4 separate regions of the Mus musculus genome follow, and all the other regions are linked to region 1. A link is a loop called in an ENCODE intact Hi-C map of the cell type or tissue named here. Cell type or tissue: left cerebral cortex. All regions are shown on one strand. Region 1 overlaps Nrxn1 (neurexin I). Region 2 has its middle 160 kb from the start of Lhcgr. Region 3 overlaps Nrxn1 (neurexin I). Region 4 has its middle 280 kb from the start of Gm4719.

Evidence for each region. Hi-C counts contacts between places; a loop is a spot of excess contacts. Peaks named below come from ENCODE experiments on the same cell type or tissue, not always from the same donor. Only the 100,000 strongest peaks of a DNase experiment are listed, where the experiment ranks them.
Region 2: it touches region 1 in a loop (6-fold over the local background); 17 of 42 quality-filtered maps call a loop at or near these places.
Region 3: it touches region 1 in a loop (2.6-fold over the local background); 2 of 42 quality-filtered maps call a loop at or near these places.
Region 4: it touches region 1 in a loop (9-fold over the local background); 16 of 42 quality-filtered maps call a loop at or near these places.

Annotation. Positions count from the first base shown.
Region 1 is chr17:90,498,750-90,503,749 of GRCm38, reverse strand. All of the region lies in intron 17 of Nrxn1 (neurexin I), which reads left to right. Gm32337 (a long non-coding RNA gene) reads right to left here. Exons shown (of 2, transcript XR_877116.3): 2 at 1-5,000. Among named protein-coding and RNA genes, the nearest start is that of Gm32337, 39 kb to the right of the region's middle. In left cerebral cortex, CTCF peaks have their summits at 2,285 and 2,485 (motif pointing right); DNase peaks (open chromatin) are centred at 358 and 2,500; H3K27ac peaks cover 1,090 bases.
Region 2 is chr17:88,951,231-88,956,230 of GRCm38, reverse strand. No RefSeq gene overlaps it. Among named protein-coding and RNA genes, the nearest start is that of Lhcgr, 160 kb to the right of the region's middle. In left cerebral cortex, a CTCF peak has its summit at 2,013 (motif pointing left); a DNase peak (open chromatin) is centred at 2,010; H3K27ac peaks cover 380 bases.
Region 3 is chr17:90,582,415-90,587,414 of GRCm38, reverse strand. All of the region lies in intron 15 of Nrxn1 (neurexin I), which reads left to right. Among named protein-coding and RNA genes, the nearest start is that of Gm32337, 120 kb to the right of the region's middle. In left cerebral cortex, CTCF peaks have their summits at 2,275 (motif pointing right) and 3,140 (motif pointing left); DNase peaks (open chromatin) are centred at 1,818, 2,298, 3,095 and 4,096; H3K4me3 peaks cover 446 bases; H3K27ac peaks cover 3,177 bases.
Region 4 is chr17:89,652,568-89,657,567 of GRCm38, reverse strand. No RefSeq gene overlaps it. Among named protein-coding and RNA genes, the nearest start is that of Gm4719, 280 kb to the right of the region's middle. In left cerebral cortex, a CTCF peak has its summit at 3,009 (motif pointing left); DNase peaks (open chromatin) are centred at 1,162, 1,722, 2,450 and 2,942; H3K27ac peaks cover 3,913 bases.

The DNA.
Region 1 (5,000 bases):
ATTCCTCCAGAATTAAGCTAGTTTCTCTGTTGAAAACTCAGTGGATCTTGGTGGCACGGTCAAGAAAGAGCTCACACAACCTAGTGTCCACTGCTTAATTAGATGTATTGCCAGATTACTAAATAATAGAATAATTAATTATTTAGTAATGGCTAATATCTTACGTGAAGCATGGGTATGAAGATATTTCAGCATATCAGATAGAGCCCTCTATGGACACACAAAACACAGGACAACAGAAGTGGAGGAAGAAGACAGAACAGGTGGGGGTGGCAATTCGGTTCAGAATGGTGTTGTGTCAGGAAAATGACATAGATTCTTTCTTTTCCTATCTGCCAGACTGCTCGTAACTCATCTTAAAATTATCTCCAGAGTTCTGGCATACTTGTTCGTACTACAGCCCAATTATAACAAGCCAGAACAATACTTTATGTTAGGAGGAACTGACAAATTATTGGAGATATGCACTTGTACTTCCTTGTCTGTATATGTGTGGGGTGAGGGGCCGTATATGTGCACATATGTATGCAGGTACACACGTACTCTTGAATTTTGAGATGAGTCACGTAGCTTCAGACTCTCTGGGTATTTGAAAATGACTTTGAATTCCGGACTATCTACCTCTGAAGTACAAGTGTTACAGGCATGTACTACCATGCCAAGTTAGATTATATATTTAAGGAATTTACAGCCATATTATATTTTTCAAAAACCTACTGGACTTTGAATTGTATAGTTATTTCAATATAGATACTAAGTACACATATAAATACATAGGACTGTCTTATAATTGGTGGCAAAATGTTATAAAATATTTGAAGTAGTATAGTATACGTAGAAAAATTAATTTTATTATTGTAGTTTTAAGTGTGGATCATGACAATTAATTATTGTTAGCCACAGGTTCGTTTCCCAGTTTGCCATTTCTCTGTTTTTCCTTTTAAAAATATAATTCTTAAATTATCTATTTATTTAGCTTTTCATAGGTATATTCATGGGTGTCAATGCATCATGTGCATGCAGTGCTCCTATAAGCCGGAAGAGGGCAACAGATCACCTGAGATTGGAATTACTGATAGCTGTGAGCCCCCACATAGGTGCTAGGAATTGAATACTGGTCCTCTGGAAGAACAGCCAGTGTACTTCATCCCTGACCTGTTTCCCCAGTTACCAATCTCATCTTTTCAAGTACTGTAGCTGTAAATACAGTGAGAAAATAAAACCCACTAGAAAAACCTCTTTCATGTGTGTTTATCAAGTGTTGAGTGGTGCCTTGTCTGAGGTGCTGTATAAGAATAGCAGTTCTCACCAGTGAATAAATGTATGCAGTAATATACATGAAAAATAAGTACATGGACTGGTGGGAAAATGAGGAGTCTACATCTTAGAAGGAAATTCTGGACTCCTTACTTAGTACAAAAGGGTTCAAGTGATACAGCTGTTGCTCCTTAAAGTCTAACAAAAAGCTGGAGACCGGAGGACTAAAGTCCCCAGAGCCATCAAGTGCCCCTGTCTCCTGTAGGTTTATCCCCTTATATCTCTACTCAGTAGAGACCAATTTGAGGATATTTGCTAGTATCCCTGTCTAAGGTTTGACTTTTCTGGAGAATTACTCATCTGTCACCAATTACACTGTAAAAAATTAAGTGGAAATTCCTAGAAGTAAATAATTCTTAAACTTCACATTCCACCCTGTCTGAATTACCTTCAGAAATGTCATAAAATCCTGTGTTCTCCTGGGATGTGTTGTCCTATGTGATGACCATTAGACTCCTGTCAGTATTCGATATTTTTTTTTATCAGATTGATTATTGAGAAATTAAGTAGCCTTTACTTATTAATGCCCTAAAGTTGCAAATACAGTTATGCAAAGAAAGAATAGACAATCCTGGGCAGATGTCATACAGACCCTAAGAGAACACAAACGACAGCCCAGGCTACTATAACCAGCAAAACTCTCAATCACCATAGATACCAAGATATGTAGTTAGAAATTGTGTCTTCTTTGAATGCTTGTGATTCAGCAAGGGAAAACACTATACAAACCCTTTCTCTACATATATTTTTTTCTAATAGCTCCCTCCTTGGCTGTAGTACTTAGAGAAAATGGTGCGATACTGGCATAGCACCTTCGACAAATATATATCCTCTTTCCTTACACTTGATGCATAAAAATGTGTCTGCACGAAGAACATAGGACTGACGTTCACTGGAGGCTGCGCAGAGCTAGGTTAGCAGAATGAACGGAATCAATAGCTAACACTCTCCAGTCAAGCCCTGTTTTCACCACTAGGACCATCCCCCTTGCAATGAAGTGAGGATTCCTTACACATAGCACAGTCCTCACATACTTCCTCTACTGATAGTTACAGTCAAGAAAATAAACCCAGGCAAAACACAATCTTTATCTTTAATCTTTATCTCTTAATCCTTTCTCTAAGACTTTTAAAGAGATGGCTGGCTCCCTTTTATATTTCTGCCTAGAATATGCCACTTCCAAGAATTGCCAGCAGGGGGCATTAAGGTACTGGAAAATCAGCTCAGCCTGTTACCTAAGAATCCAAAGTGACATTACCTCCTAATCATGTCTGTCTGTTTGTTTGTTTGTTTATTGTTAATATTTTAGTAAGTCCTTATTCACATTTATTAGATTGACAGCTGATATTCATTATTGGAAATATACTTTGTGACTAGCATCATTATTTAGGTAAAGGTTTGTTTGGTTTCATTCATTGTTTTTAATGTGAAGAAAAGAAGCATTGGAGAAAGAGGAATATGGCTGATACGGCAAATGCATCTCACATTAAAAAAAACTTCCCTAAGTATTCTTTTTAATTAATGAATGTATTACATTAATGAAATACATCAAAGACATAAAGGCAGTGTGGCTTTGATTCCTTGGCACCTATGGGACAAGCCTTCTTTTCTCTGCCACAGACTCATATTTTGCAAAGATAAACAGTGTGCCTCCCCTTATTGTCACATCCACGCATCCACAGTGAAGAACAGCCGCTCTTCAAGGCAATTGCAAATTGAGCTTCCTCATCTGCCAAACCTGCCTGCTTTCCGAAAACTTCCCTCACGGTTAGGTCAGCAAGGTAAGAGAAGTAACCTGGGATGGAGGTAACCAACCTAAGGCAGGAGAAGGGCAAAGGCTGGACTGCTTTTCATTTGATAACATAACAAAGTACATTAGGAAATTCACCATGGTCTAGCCTAAGTTGTTAAATGAGACATTTCTCTTTGTAAGAAAAGAAAATACCAGTCCCAGGCTTTGTGCTCCTCCAAGATGATTTCAACATGAAAGGACTGTCCAGTATCCTGGTCCTAGACCTGAGAATGGATCTCCAATATCCATAGAAAAATACCTAGCAGGCAAAGATAGGAAGATAGGATGGATCGCTGCCAGCCATCCTAGCAAAACACAAACAAACAATCAAACCCACAAACATACAAAGAAGACCATGAACTCCAGGTTCAGTGAGAGAATCTATCTCAGAGAAATAAAGTGGGCAGTGACAGAACAGAACATCAATGTCCCAATGTCTTCCTGTGGCCTATACACACACACACACACACACACACACACACACACACACACACACACACACATACACACACACATACACACACCCCAATCCACAGGCACGTGTACCTCCACTCCAAATACTCACGCATACACAAAACGCACATCAAAGTTCTGAAAAGGAACCTGAAAGGTTTAGCAGTTTCGTAGTTACTGCTGGATCTGAGGTTCTCTTTGGGTTTCTTGGTCTCTGTGGTGGGTTGTACATGCTTGGCCCAGGGAGTGCCACTATTAGGAGGTTGTAGCGTTGTTAGAGCAGGTGTGGCCTTGTTGGAAGAAGTGTGTCACTTTGAGACCCTCTTCCTAGCTGCACTGAAGACAGTCTTCTCCTGACTGCCTTCAGATCAAGATCAGACCTCTTGCTCCGTCTCCAGCATTGTACCTGCCTGGATGCTGCTATGCTTCCTGCCATGGTGATAATAGAATAATCCTCTGAACCTATAAGCCAGCCCCAATTAAATGATGCCCCTTATAAGAGACGCCTTGGTCTTGGTGTCTCTTCTCAGCAATGGAAACCCTAACTAGGACAATCTCATTAATAAAATAATTTCGAGTTGGCTTAGAAGCTCAAGGGCCATTTTATTGAGAGAAAAACAAGAGGATAAGCAAGAAAATTCTCAGCAGCTTCTGGAGGAGGGAAGTGGTAAAGAGGAAGAGAGAATTACAGGACTTTTTGATTTAGGATCACAGGACACCAGTAGTTCAGCAATGGAGATCAGCAAGCAGTGTATGATAGGAGGGGAATAATAGAACTTCATAGAAAGAGAGAGACCAGTAATCAGAGAATGCATGTTTAAGTCTTTGGCCAATATCCAAAAATGGGGATAAAGAAAATGGGAGAGAAAGGCATGCTTAGTGTCTCCCTGCAGATCTGAATTTAGAAGGTGCCCATCTGAGGCTATCATTATCTCAGGACTAAGGATTGCATTAGAGACATGTATTAGACATAGAGTAGAGACAGTTTATTAACAAAGTGAAACCTTTACTTCTGAAAGTAGGTATGACAATTGAGCAGAGAGAGAAGGCCTTAATTAAGCCTTGGTCCACACTCGAATTGCCCTTTATTGGACATTTGTGTAGCATCTACATTTCTCAAGTTTAGACACTGCAGGTTTTCTCCTATGTGTTTTAGTTGCATGAGTGTGTGGTGGGAAGGACTTCTGGTCTTTATCTGGGAGGTGGCTTCTTTTGTGTTCGTCTTGATGTTTTATATTCAGTCCTTACTTCCTGTCTATACAGGAAGTAAGGATGAGGACAACAAAGGTCAAATGACTTCTAAAGCCATGAGAGAATATTTAAATTAGAGTTATTACGTTGGTTAGCTGACGATTTTGAAAATCAGGCAAAGATCATTGTACTTGAGAGAGGGATCCTGAACGGAACCTATAGAGCTCACTACCCCAGAGATCTCTGA
Region 2 (5,000 bases), 1.5 Mb after region 1:
CTCGTCTTCAAACTGACGTTTCTCTCAACCAACCATCTTCCTGAGAATGCTAATACTTTTCTTAGTTAATGAAAAAAAATCTCATTGTTGAGTTTAGAAAGGAAAGAGAAATGCCATGCAAAGATGTGGTCATGTGCAACTTTACAAACACTAAGGCTGCACAGCAAATACCTAGCTAAGAATCCTTTGATTAAATAAGATAGAGGACGTGTGAGTAAGTGGAGTCACATCACATCCAGGCTCTCATCTCAGGCGCCCAGCTGTCCTGGCCATCTTTGAACCAAAAAGAGCTTCTCAGAAATGATTAAATTTTATTGAAGCTCACAAGGGATGGTAGAGAGAGAATATTTGACTACTTTTGACAATTATTCGAAAGCACTAACCCGAGGGAGGACAGAATATGAAATCATGGACATAAGCCCTTCTGAATGCAGTCCCTATCTAGTTCATCCTTTGTCCTTTAAAAGATTATTTAATTATTCTGTGCACATGAGTACTTTGTTCACACGTGCACAGTATGCATGCAGCGCCTATAGAGACTAGAAGGGGGCATCAGATCCCCTAGAACCAGAGTTACAGAACTGGTGGGCGACTGGTGGGCGCTGGGAAGTGACCCTGAGTCCTCTGCAAAATCAAGCTGCTCTTAAGAGCAAAGTTACCTCCCCAGCCTCTTCACTTTTTTCCTTCAAGTCACCCACAACACACTCTCTCTGTCTCTCCTCCTCTCCCTCTCCCTTCGCCCCCTTCCTTCTTTCTCTTCCTTTGCCTTCCCTTCTCTAAACTATCAGCTCCTGCCCAGCTTGGACGTTATTTTCTGCTGCAGTGCAAGGATCCATACAACAGTAACATAAGGCACTTTGATAAGTTTTGAGACCAGAAAAGTCATCCTTGTATTGCTTCAGTCAATTCTGAATAATCCATAAGTAATCTAAGATAAAGCGAGACACTTCTTGTGCCTCACTTAGGGAAATTCTGGACTAGAGAAGAAAGAACCAAGTTCCTTTTCTGTGCCAACAGCAGCTCAACATCTCCGCATAATCATTTCAGCCTTCTGGAGATATTATATTTCTCTTAGTAAAACAGCATCAATTATTAAGGGAAATCATTTTCTGGGTAAATGGATAGGGATGTTCTACAAGCAAAGCCCTTGGATTGAGTGTGAGATAAAATCACTGTTTATACTAATTGTACAGATATCATAAGACCTACACTAAGTCTCTCTGGGATTTAAAACCATTATCATGAGTTCTTGAAGGCTTCTTCTGAAGGCTGAAAACAATTAACGCTGACCAATCAACAACACTAAGACCCTTCCTAGTGACAATGGGCATTTCCTACTGTTCCACCTTTCCATTGTCACAGTCCTGAGTGTACACACATTTAGACATGAACACGTCACGTGAGCCTTTTTCTCTCTTAGCTTTCAACCATCTTCTCTACTCTTTGCCTACAGCAAAGTCCCATATCCACACTTCTCCAAATGGGAAAAAAAAATGTCTTTTACGAAAATTCTATTCGCCTGACTTGAAAAGTGAATTATTTAATGTAGACAATGGCCAACTGAGTATGTTTGGTGCCCTCAGATCAAAGACTTTCTCAGTCACAGACAAAACAAGAACAGACTGTGGAGACAACTGGCCCAGATCCTAACAGATTCGGTCTTCTCCGGTTTTGCAGGTGAAGCTATTGGCATCCCAAGAAGTTCTCTGCCTTACCAAACACAAGACAAGAAAGTGTGGGCAGGTGCACTAGAATGTGGGTCTTATGTTCCTGCTTTCTATACCATAGGCATTTAGCCCATGCCCTTATGTTCTCAACCCATCACATTCTCTGTGAACAGGTCAGGAAGATACTAAAGTCCCCAAGCTTTATTACTTCAAATCTCATCGACCATCTCGTTTCACAACTCCAATAAACTTCCCAATTTCACTCTCCGGGTTTCAACCACCTAGAGTTGACTATGCCATCCTCTGGCAGTGGGCAGATCACCAAGCAAGTACAAGGTCACCATCTAGTGGTAAATGCAGTAACGGCAGGTTACCCAGCATACCCTTGATTCTTCCACACCTCCTAATTCCATCCCTAAATGCACTTATGCCAGACAGCTTATTTTCAGCAAATTTCCAAAAATAAATTTCAAAGCTAATCAAGATTTTCCTATTATATAAGACATGAAGTAAGTTTAAATTATTTTTAAATGTAGGCGTTTACTAAGCCAGTGATCTTCCTGGTATTGCAGTAGATTGCAAGAGTTCTTAGCAGCGTTGTGCTTCCAGATAGATCGCATTGCAGATAGTTAAAGCAAGTCAGGGCTGTAGGTAAATGTTAATGTGTTTTCATTAAAGTGGCTCTAGAGTCAACATCAGCAAGGTCTTGGGAAATACACTCCAGGGAAATTGGGGCAAGCACATGAAGGGGTTCTGGGGAAAGGTAGAGAGGGAAGACGTGACTCTGATCAAAACACGTTGTGCACATGTTTTCATGTTTCTAAAATTAATAAATTCTGGTTCTTCTCTCAAACAATTATTTACTAAACACCTGCTTACTCTAGGGTATGGACAATAATATGACTATTTGTTACATACACACACACATACACACATGCACACACACCTTGGGAACATAACGGAAAGACTGTTCCATTGTGAGACAGAGGTTGCTGAAGATTATTGGTAAACAGTATCTTGAGGACATGATAAGAACTCACAGTAGCTATGGTCATCTACACATAACTCACACAAGATTGAGCCAGTCAACACAAGAGCATGGGTGAGAAAGTATTCACAGTTATTGTCAGTTCATGACTGCTAAGCGAGGGTCCGTTTTCTTTGAAGGTGTGGTCCCAGGAAAGTTGTCCATGTTGTGGTGATGGCCCAACATATGTGCACAGATGAGCAGCACTGGCTGCATGCTGTGGGTTATTACAACATGGAAGAAGAGAAAAATAAGAAACATTGACAGCTTTTGTGCAACCCCTTTCTAAGGAGCTTGCTACTGAGAGTTTGACCATGCTTCAATGAGTATATAGATAACACAGATGGGGCCTGATTTCTCCCTTGAGAGGGGTGCATGAATGAGAGGGTCCACCTGGGAGGAGTGTGATCTGGGTGCATTATATGAAGTTCCTAAATCATTGATAAGAACATTATGTTGCAGGGAGGGAAATTGGGGCAAGCACATGAAGGGGTTCTGGGGAAAGGTAGAGAGGGAAGACGTGACTCTGATCAAAACAGGTTGTGCACATGTTTTCATGTCTCAGACAGAAAGTAAAACATTATAATACAAAAATAGCAGGAAAATCAAGAGTGATCATATATATTTTAGTGATAATGAACATTTCCTATTCCTCTTCTTGTGGTCTCAAACCTGTGTGCATACGCGTGCAGGAACATATACACATCACAGCAGTGGGCAGGGCTCTAGACCTTTCTATGATCCCATACCTGTGTGCACACATGTGCAGAAACATATGCACAGCACAGCAGTGCACAGGGCTCTTTTCTTTCTGCTGCTAACCACCCTCCTCTGTTCTCTGTCTACAGGAAGAATCATGCAGTTCTCGCAGTAGGACAGATGGATTTTACAAAGACTCCATTCTTCTGTTCCCAGATAATACCTGAACAGCCTTCTACCAACCTTGCTTCTACTCAGTTTGTCTATGGGAAACTTCCCTAGTCTCTTGTTTCACATTTTCAACTACCTAGAAGATGGCACCTCCTGCAGCTTCAGCCGCTGCATGGAAATCAGGGGTGAGCAACTTGACCTCCAAACTCTCCTTCTTTCTCTTTGTTCATGGCCTTGAGGTGCCACACTCAGCAGCAACTCTAACTTCTTCTTTCCCAGTGTCCTCTCTCTAATCAGACCCAAGGGTGGCCAGGTCTGCACAGGCCTCATAATCCCACCCACACCCAATCCCCTCCCCCTACTACAGTGCTCCAAACCCCACTTCTCTGATCATAGTGGACCCTGGATTCCAGTAAGTATGTGTTCTCAACATGTTTGGTGAAAGTCTCTTAGACAAGGTGTTGAGTGAGTTCTGAGACTGAAGTGACAGAGATCGCCAGATAGCGGCCTTTTGAAAAGCCATGGTTTCCAAGTGAGTGGACAGAGAGGAAATTAAAAATGGATGTTTAAAACATCCCAAAGACTAACCGAGCACTCTTACCCTTTATTTTACACAATCAGAGTCTCTGTCCCTATTCCATAAGTGAGTTCTAGCAAAACTCAGAGACCCTGCGACCAGCTTTCCACAGGTAGATTTCAAATGTAGGAAAGACAAATACCTGTTTCTTTCAACCTCAGGTCTTACTTAAGTCGTCAAAGTCATTTTTATAAATTAGCAACTTTTAAACTTTTGAGGAGAAAGAGAGTTAATTAAGCAAAATAAAAAATGGTACATGTGTCTGGCCATAGCTGAAACTGTGAAACAAAACCAGCTTTTGTTAGTAGGAGGCAAATTAGCAATGTGTCTCTGTTTTGATCATTTTGCAAGAAACCTAAAATTTTAAATTATGCTTATTATAGATGGGAGAATTAGATCATCAAGTTGACGCTTGCAAAGCCAAAAAAGCAATTAGTAAGTCATAGCCATAATATTAATTTCTGATTTATAAGGTTTTATATGATTGATTGAGCCACTCTTTTTTATGGGTTGTTTGCACAATAGTCCCCTATGGGCTAGGCATGGGGGGACTTGGGAGTATAGAAATATAGTTTCATAATTGTCCTCACGAAATATGCCCTCTATCATAACAAGAATTTGTAAGAATCATAAGAAATGAGAGATTTAGACAGAAAATCAGATGCAGTTCTATGTGGAAGGGTCTGTGGAACAGGGATGGTGGGAGTCAGACAGACCTCACTGATGGTGCTCGGCTGGGATTTGGATGCTCAGTGTGGGTTTTATGAGAGCTTCCACTGGAGTTGGAGAATCCCAGCCAGAAAGGAAGACATGCTCCCAGAGTGTGGCACTCCCCACTGAAGCAACTTCCAACACATGG
Region 3 (5,000 bases), 84 kb before region 1:
TCCTTTTAAAAAACGGATTTATATTGATGGAGCCCGTTCATTTGATTCAAGAAATAAATGCATTGGAGAGTTACAGAAATGGAGAAGGAAAATCTAAGAGTTGTCATTCTAGAGGGAAAAAATGCCTTTTAAACAGGCTGAAATAAGAAAATATTTTGCTTTATGTAATTGTGGTTCATATTTACAATGCTGGATCCTAGTTTGTCACATGTAAAATATGTGTTAATGGTGTTTCCCTTCTTTCATAGGAAGCCCCTTGTTAAGTTCAAAGGGCTCTCTCTCTCTTTTGCAAACCTAACAGGAGACTCAAAGGAATGCAGTTTAATAAGCTTCTCTGTTTCTCTGTCTTCTCTGAGACAGAAGTGAGCTATGTATTTGGTATTCAGAGGATGCCCTCATTTGCATGGTGGACTCAGGAGGCCATTTCTAAGGAAAGGGGAAGCCTGAAGTTCAGTATACTGGCCAGGCCAACTATGAGCTAATAAAATAATGCCTGGTTTATGTCAGAGAGTTTTCAAGGCACATACATGATCCTCCTGAGAGACCTCAGAGGGCATGTCAGAGATTCAGATGACTAGAAGCATTGCTTGAAGGATTTAATACTTATAGTCACAGTTTGTCATCATGAACAATGAAATTCCATGGGCTGTGACTCTTCAGATGTTTGGAACAGCAATTCCTAAAAGCAAACATTTGCTTTTTATTTATTGCAATGGATATAAGCTTGATAGTATGCTACAAGAGGGTTCTTTCTGAGACGAGTGTGTGCCTGTACAAATCTTAGACACATTTTCTTAATACATGGACTACTTTTAGTACTGATGAAAAGAAAAGCATTTTCCATAATAAAGAAATGCCGAAACCATGAATTAATTACATGAAGAGTGGACAAAGTCAGATTTTAAGTTTAAGACTCTTACTAAATGTTTAAAAAAAAACCAAAAACTCAGTTTAAGTCAGAGGCTAATCCCCACGCTGAGTAGATGTGTGTGTTTGTTTGTGGCTGCATGGGCACATTCCCGTGTGTATGGCTGTGGGTTTGGACCCTAGAAAAGGGTGTTGGGTGTCTTAACTGTGGCATTCTTCATCATACTCCTTAGAGCCACAGTCTCTCGTTGGACCAGGAATCCCCAGCCATACTCCTGTTTTGTCTCTGCCTCTCTGCACTGATTTACAGGCATGTGCATGGCCACGAAGGCTGTTTGTGTGGATTCTGGGATACCAACTGGGGGTTTCATGCTTGTGTATGCAGTACTCTTACTTACAGATCTACCTCTTCAGGTTGACGTATTTATTTATTTATTTATTTAATCCAATAGTTATCCTGCTCAATTCTGTGAAGCCACTGTGCTTTCAGACCTCTCAGATGAGGTCACAAAACAAGAGCTGCTCCCTAAAATTAGGCTGAAGTTTCAGGTTATAAGTGGGTTTGTGACTTTTAATAGGAACAGCAATCCCAAGAAACACTCTGGAGGGAGAGCGTGATGTAACCCATCACATCCTTGCTCTGCAGGACTTCGGTGCTAGCCAGATGCTATTTACTGAGCACTGACTCCTGCTGAGGGTCCTGCCATGAAGTTACCATCCCAAGGAACACACTGCGTCTGAGCACTCACATGTAGGACATGACAGGGAGGAAAGCTATGGCACTGCGTGTGGGTACCGCAACTGGGCTGAGCATGAAGACTTTTTGAGAAAGCCTTGTTTAAAGGATACAGGAAGAACAAGTGAAAACAACCAATGGCTGCTCTTTCTTCCCTCGTGGGCAGCCACGGGAACTAAGGATGAGTTTATGGGTATGAGACATGCAGGGCTTCACACCTGGAACTGACTGTGCCTGCCAGTCACGTAGGAATACAGGAAGCAGGAGAATCACTGTATCTGAGTCAGTGGGTTTATTTTCATTGACATTCACCCTCTGAGAATTAAATGTATTCTGACTTATCCACACCCTGTTCAAATCCATGAAGAATCTTTACTTCTCTAAGGGAAAGCAGTCAGCTTAGCTACACTGCATGCCTGGTAGTTCCTGAAGTGCAGAATTCCGTGTTCTTCTTAGAATAACTCACCAAGGATGCCCAGGAACGACTAGAGATGTAGTCAGAGATCCTCACTACATGTCGTGAGCATCCTGAACCAAGGCACAATTTATGTTATACAATCTTTAACTCACTTTTTAATGGGTTTGACTTTGGTCAGTCCTCATCTGAAGTCACTTGGCTAAATCAAATTTCTGATGTTTTCACTTACATTACTATACCTAAAAGAACCACCAGAGGGCAGCATAGGGCCATGCACTGTTACACAGTGTTGGGGAGGGGATTAATTCGCTCCTCTAGTGCAGGCAAACAGAATGCCTTTGTTTCCAGAATGTAAAATTCACATTTAGCCTTGACAGCCATTCAGGCTTTTGTCCAAGACTGGGTTTTATCTTGTAATTGTGGAAATATGAAACCCAGACCTCTCTCCTCCCCACCTCGATTCATATGGAAATCGTCATGAACAAGCCTCTACCCAAGGAGAGTTCCAGAAAAGAAATTCCGTGCTGATGACCTTGTTCTAGCGATCTTTTCTCGCACTGCCCAAGTCTCCTGGGTGTATGCCTCTCCCTGCTGATACAATTTGTTTTCATCTTTATTCCCAGCTGCCGATGTCTATTCCCTTTGGCTATTAAGTACAAGCTGCAACACGCAAGGAAAGACACAACATTCATGTACTCTGGACTGATCTCATAGCATGACTCTATTTATTCTGGAACTTTTGAGTACTGACCCCTTTAGTGAAATAATGCAATCCCTCCGTGTGCTTGTCTTGTCCTAATTTGGCAACTTCTATGCTAAAATATATGGAAAGGGGCTGATATTTATTGAGTCCCTATTAAATACTCAATGGATTTAAATGAGGTTATTGTATGTAATCCTTATGAGTGTCCGGGATTTGAATTGAGGTCAGTCTTGCTTATTCATTTATGTAGTTCAAGAATAAAAATAGAACAGACGAATAGTTTTGGGTCTCCATCTTCCATGGGTGTCCTTATTTAAGAATTAAGTTAATCCATCAGCAAATTGAGGCTTTTAAAAATTTGATTGGGGCCCGACTATGGTCCTAGGTGTATAGCGGACAGTGCCCTCAGGTGGCCACTTAGCAAAATTACACCTTGTAACTCTGGCTACATCTAGGTCATCCAGGGGGTGAACACTTTGTCCCCTTCTCCTTTATCCCTCTTACAAATCCCAAATTAATTTCCTTCCTCATCTTTTAGCATTTTCCGTATCTCCATTCAAATCTTCGACTAAAGGTAGCTAACTGCCGGCTACTGAGTTTCCCTTGGCCAAGCGAGTAAAAGGCCCCCTAATCAGCCAGGACTTTCCATTCCAACGGATTCCATGTCTAAGTGGAGATTTGCATACATCCTATGCATGTTCTTTTCTTTTGTAACGCAGATCAGTTTGTTCCCTAGCGGATCTCTTTCTCTGGACCTGGACATGAGGCACACCGGCCTGATCTACCTTTTCACATTGTGCTTTGAAAAACATTTTATTGAATGTTGTCACTTCCAAAGTTTTGATCACATTTAAACATGTCTGAGCTTCATTGCTTGACATGTGTGACTTTGGGTAGCTCTTTTGTTCTTTCCTAGATCCTTTTGCTCAGAGAGGAAATGTTCAGATAAGAATTTGACTTATATTGACAGTGGAAGAAATTCTTGTTGGCCTCTTGGTCATGATGTAGTGAGATTTACTAACACGTTCTTAATTTGTGTGAGGTTATTTTAAGGATTATTTGAAAATTGAAGAGACAAGACACCTTTTCAGTGGCTAACCATGAGGGCCCTTAGAGGGGTAGGAATTTGTTGTAATTGCTGCACGGGATCTCCAGAAGACCTGGGTGTCCCTGGCACCTGCTCCCTCCCCCTAGTCCTGTTTCCCAAATATCATCATGCTTCTGAGACCTTCTTTCTTCCCTGCCTGCTGGCACTGCCCTGACGTAACATCTCATTACTGGCAGTGGTTCAGATTTGGAACTCTGCTTTATCTCACTGTCAAATTCCCCCAAACACGGGATTTAAACCCAATGAGTGGACCTGCCACTGTGGGCTCTAGAGTGCAGCAGGTGCTCTCCCAGCTGTGGTGGCTGCTCTCATTTTATAAATTGGCTATAAATGCCCAATTAGATCTTTCATGCATGCAGTACAAACCTCCTGAGAAGGGTGTTGCCCTTCTAAGGATCTCTATGTCTCAGAAGGAAGCAGGGTGCTTTGCTTCTCTGATCGAGCGGGGCTCTGCACAATCGGCAGAAGCTGGGGATGCTGTGGTTGGCAGTACACTTTAGTGATTTTTTTTTTTTTAGCTGCAGTGCAGCTGAGAATTGATGTTCAGTGGGGAAAGGGACTACTTTGGAGGCAAGGACCACAGCACAAAACAGTGACAATAAGGCAGTGAGTCTGACAATGTAATACTTGACAACTTTGTTATTCCCTTCCCCACACAAGAGTTACAGCACAGTCACTGCGAAGACAATTAGAGACATAAAACCATTGTTTCTTTTGAATCTATTGGATTCCCAGACTTTGCCAAAATCAGCCCAAACCTATCCTCTTGATTCTCAAATCTCCGACAGTTTGTTTTAATCCACTTTCGCCATCCCCACCTCTAGGAAGATACCCTTCCCGGATGCACACAGTTGTCTGTGATTTGTTTAACGTTCATTCTGAGTGTTCTTCTCTTAATGTTCATACTCCAGGCCAGCAAACACTATTGCAGCTTAAAGGTCTGTAGCCTGTACGTACAACTCTGTCTTGTTTAAATCCTCCATCTCTCTCTGCCTAGAGTGACATCCTCCGGATAAGTGACATATCCAGTCATGTGTCATGTGAATGTTCTCAAGATCCAGCCTCTTACTACCTGACTTTTTAAAATCAGTTATAAATGTATTTATTTTACGGGTGTGAGTGCTTCATGCACATTGATGTATGTGTGCCACTTGCATACTCTGTACAT
Region 4 (5,000 bases), 850 kb after region 1:
GGCAACCACAGCAGCAGTATCTTTACAAGCACAATGGCTGTGTCATGTCCGGAAAGCCCTTCTTATAACCTACCTCACAACCCTTCATATTACATTCATGTGCCCCCTCTTGTGTAATGGTCCCTGAACCTTGGGGAAGGCAATGAAGATCTCCTATTTAGGGCTGAGCACTCCACCATCTCCTTTTCTTCACTGACCAGTTGTAAGACACTAGGATGACATCAACATACAGCAACAAATCTCATTATGTTTTATGTTTTATGTTTTATTTTTTTAAGAAATACATAATGGGACTTCAATGAATGGAAAGCATGGTATCAGACAAGCCCCTAGACCATAAGTATCATGCCCCAAGTGTTCTCACAACCCCAACCTTGATAGTCACACTGAGGTTTAGAACTGTTATAAGGGACTAAATAGGAAAATGGGCTTTGTTTTAGTTTTCGTCTTAATTTGAGGAACATCTTCAACAAAGCTCTGTAAGGAAATGAATTTACTGACCTCTGCCATGAAGTTATCCATTATTGTTATATAGAATAAGGGGTGATGGAATGTTCAGCCATAAATGGAACATCTTTATCACTCCCTCCAAGACTCAGAGATAACTACAGAAGAAGAGAGAAAAGAATGGTATGCAGATGGGTAGTGAGGTAGAACACAAGGCGACCCTCTGCAGATCCATCTTTGACTGCTAAACACATGACCAGGCCTCCACCTACACCCTCCCAGAGCTCTTGCCCCAATACTGCTAAATTTTAGGAGCATCACTGCTAAAATAATGATGGCAAGGATGTAAGTGCTTTGCCGAGGTGTTATTAACAGCATGAATGAGAAATAAGCACTTGTTTCATTAGCCAATGAAATGTTGTCTTTAGTTACTTTGGATGATAACCTAGCCAATTCTGAATGATACCCCAAAGAGTTGATCTTGTTTAATTAATGGTCAGATTCACTTCCCAATCTGTTTCAAATCAACTTCTCAATATTTTCCTTTAGACTCTCAGCTTCTATGTTCTCTCCACTCACGAGAGAATATACACTGGTTTTCCCTGGTTTCTTTGCAAAGTTGTTCGAAAATGTCTCTTGAGGAACAAAATTACCTTGCCAAGAAAAGCTGAACCAAGCTCTCGGAATCTTCCTTGAAGCAGAAGTTCTGGGAACTCCAGACTTTGCAGGTCTCAAACTAACTGCACGTTGTCCCATGTTTCTAGATTAGAGGTGTTTATAACACTTGTATAGAATTACTGGGTTTCCTCCTCCACAAAGCATTATGTAATCTTGTAATGTTGTGGTAGGTCTAGGAGGACTTTAGTTAATGCACAAAACCAACAATAAGTGGGCCAATATGTATATGATAGACAATGAAAACATTAAGCTTTTTACATTTTCTTCCTGCTCATTAAAGGCTCTCTCTCTCTCTCTCTCTCTCTCTCTCTCTCTCTCTCTCTCTCTCTCTCTCTCTCTCCTCCTCCTCCTCCTCCTCCTCCTCCTCCTCCTCCTCTTCTTCCTCCTCCTCTGTGTGTGTGTCTCTCTTAAAGTTATACCTGCTCTTGCTTGTTAGATACCATCTTCATTATCAGAGTACACTTTGTTGCCATAGCAATCCGTTCCCACTCTCACATTATTGCACTTACTGCTGCTACAGGCAAAAAATTAGGGGGGGGAGGGATGAAGCATAATTTCATTTATTATTACTATTTTTTTTGCAGTAGCCAGGCTTTCTCCTGATCTGAGAAACTTTTAACTTACCCTAAAAGGAAACAGTTTCTCATAGTCAAGAATAGCATCGGTGGAGCACGGCACACAAATGCGGGATGCTGCTGTCTAAGCCTTGCTTGATGAAGCACAAGGTGTTCTTCTGGACTCTGGTGGGGTTGCATCATTCTGTATTAGCATTCATGTCATTACATAATTCCTGCATTAACTTTAGGTTTCAGAATTATATTAATAGAAAAAAATGACAAGTAGGACTTTTTTCTTTAATAAAGGTCAAAGGAAGAAGAAAATGTGAAACATCCCACCAAGCTGTCTTGCTAAGGTAGCCAAGGGCACAGACACAAGGTGACCATGAATGCTAAGGTTTGAATGATGATCTACATAACTCCATTCATGTGCACAGTGCCTTTAGCATTTTAATACACTTCAATATGTGTTGCCTAATCTTTCTTCCACTTCCTCCATTGTTAAATGAAAGATTTCAAAGACTTTTCCATTAACTATTTCATACTGGCTTCTTATATCATGTATTTTGTCAATTTTTCAACATCTGTTTTCATATCTCCCATTGAATATTTTATATTCTCTAGACAGAATGTTAAACTATCTAATCCTCCTACCTTATTCATGGGAATCAATCTTATGTCATGAGATATGTCCTGCTACAGCAGCTTCTGTGACCCACATGGGGACCACTGTAAAGAGAGTCATCCAAATATTACAGGCAGAACAAGTGGACTTCACAGATTATTGTGGTTAAACATTACACAGCTAGGTTTTTTTTAAAAATGGTCTGTGACAGCCGATGACTTTGACTATTTCTATATTAAATGTGCAATTAAGTTTTCATGTTTCAACATGATATTAAACATAATCAAACTTTATAAATACTTCTTAAATATTTTTGCAGAAGAAAAAAAAATCCGCTACTTTCAACTGTAATTTTGAAATGTTCAAATATGTATAGACAAGCTGCTGTATTTTATATAAATGAATGTATTCATAGAACAAACTTTAAATTTCAGAAAACAACACAGATTGTAGAAGTTTAAATTCCTGTTCCTATTCCAACAGAAATGAGTAATGTGACCATTTTGGGAACAGTGGCAGTGAGGAGGGAGAGCGTTTCCACTATTACTTAAGATTGCTATTTTGTGGAGAAGCACTTGTGGTCTGGTGACTCAAGGATGAGGAGCAGTAGGTAGCCACCCATTCTGCATTCTAAATTCTGCACCATCTGCCCATCTGTTCTGGTGCCCACTTAACACTTGACTAGGTAATGCTGCCCTCTACTGGCAGAATGGGACCTTTTTCTCAGATTTTAATGGAGCTGCAATGTGCTGTGGGACTTGGGCATTAAGAAATTGGTTTCCTACAGAAGAGACTCAGATGCAGAAAGCATAGGCTGTGACTCTTAACAGTTCACATCATCGGCCGTTAAAATAACTTTTATTTTCTTAATCTGAAATGCTTATGCTTTTTTAAAAGTATAGTGTAGAAATGAGATGCTTATACAATGCATTTGGTTAAATAACCAAATGTCTATGTCAGCATGAATCATCTGTGCTACTTAAATCTAGGTCAGGCGAGTTATTCATGAGTTATCATAGACCTTTGCATTATCCTTAAAACCTCTCCAATGCACTCTTTTGTTTAGTAAATCTGGTCACTTTCTGCTTCATGAACTTGCCTTCAAATGGAACATTGTCTTAAGGGCTGTTTTGATCGGAGGCCTTTGACTGAAATCCTCTCCTTATGCATGTATTTGATAGTATCATGTGTTTAACTCTCTTCTGCCCAGAGCTGGCCATATAAACAGAAAAAGTAACATGAGAACAAAAGGCCCCCAACAGCGCATAACTAGGATTATGGGACTTCCCAGTCCACTATTACATTTGTCTATAATCCAATTAAGCACAGGAGTGGACAGTGACAATAACAAAAGCTAGTGTGACTTCACCTACACATGAGGCCCTGTACTCCTTGTTTCATGTCTACAACTTCACATGAACTCTTTCTGGTCGATTAAAAATACATAGAAGCAGCAAATTATGGGATGGGAATGCATAGCAAGATGGTAGAGCAGTTGGCTCTAAAACCCTGAAAAGAGAAAGTGCAGAAAGTGACAGTATACAAAATGGACACAGCTGAAAATGTTATGAGTCTGGCCACCTCCCAAAAGAACAAAAAAAAAAATCACACTACTCAGCTCAGAAGAATTTAATTATTAACTTTATAATAGTTGAAACATAGGCAGTGTCCCATTTAATCTAAATTACAGTGAAGGACTGATTTACAGTTTTCATTTATTTAGCTTTCTATTATGAACATGTTCAGTTAGTAATACCTTTGTATATTTATGCTAGGCTGCCCAACCATCCACAAAACTGCACAATATTAGGAGGTCTTGCTGGTTCTTTAGGATTGTCATCTTCAACTTATTAGAGAAAGTAAAAAAAATGTACTTAATACTAAGAGTAGTTTTTGCTACACAAATCTCTAATCATTAAAGGTGTTTTAGGTCCTAGAAATGATCCAAATCCTGATCTTTCTAGAGCTTTAATTCCAGAGAAGGAGGTCAAACACAAACAAAAAAAAATAGCATAAATGTACACTGTGATATGGCCAAGCTTTCTCACAGAAACATGAGTGTGGGAAAAGTGCAAGGGGCAGGGGAGAAGTGGCAATTTTAAATTATTTAATGGGAAGTGGTTTGGGGTTCAAACTCTAAATGGGGCAAGGAAGTCCCACAGATGACAGAGGCAGTTCTGTGTTTATACCCTGGATGTCTACAATGCTGGTAACAATAATTTCTCAATAACCTCAATTTTAGTCACTCTACACACCAGACCAACCATTTCTCTTTTCTTAAATCTCTCATACCTCTCTGTCTACTCTGACTCCAAGTGTCCTTGGGCCTGAATGTTGAGATGTTTTCCTTTTCTGTCTATTCAGATTGGCACTTCCCTATAAAGTCCATGATCAGCTGTCAATCACCACACTCCCTTGACACCCACCCTGCCTGTGGATGCTGGTGTTCTCTAGGTTCTTTGCAATTACCTAGTGAAATCCCACTCCTGAGGAGTCCAGACCTTCTCTGTTCCATGCTGACCACCAACTGCTTTCAAGCAGAAACCATCAGCCTCATCTGAGCTTGCAGCAAGGCTCAGGACTCAGATCACAGTATGCCACTGTTTTTTTGCTTTCCTGCAGTCAGGGTGGACACTCTCTTTCATCCTTTCCAGACTTCTGAGTCCCCCCTTCCCCAGCCTCCTCTTCATTAG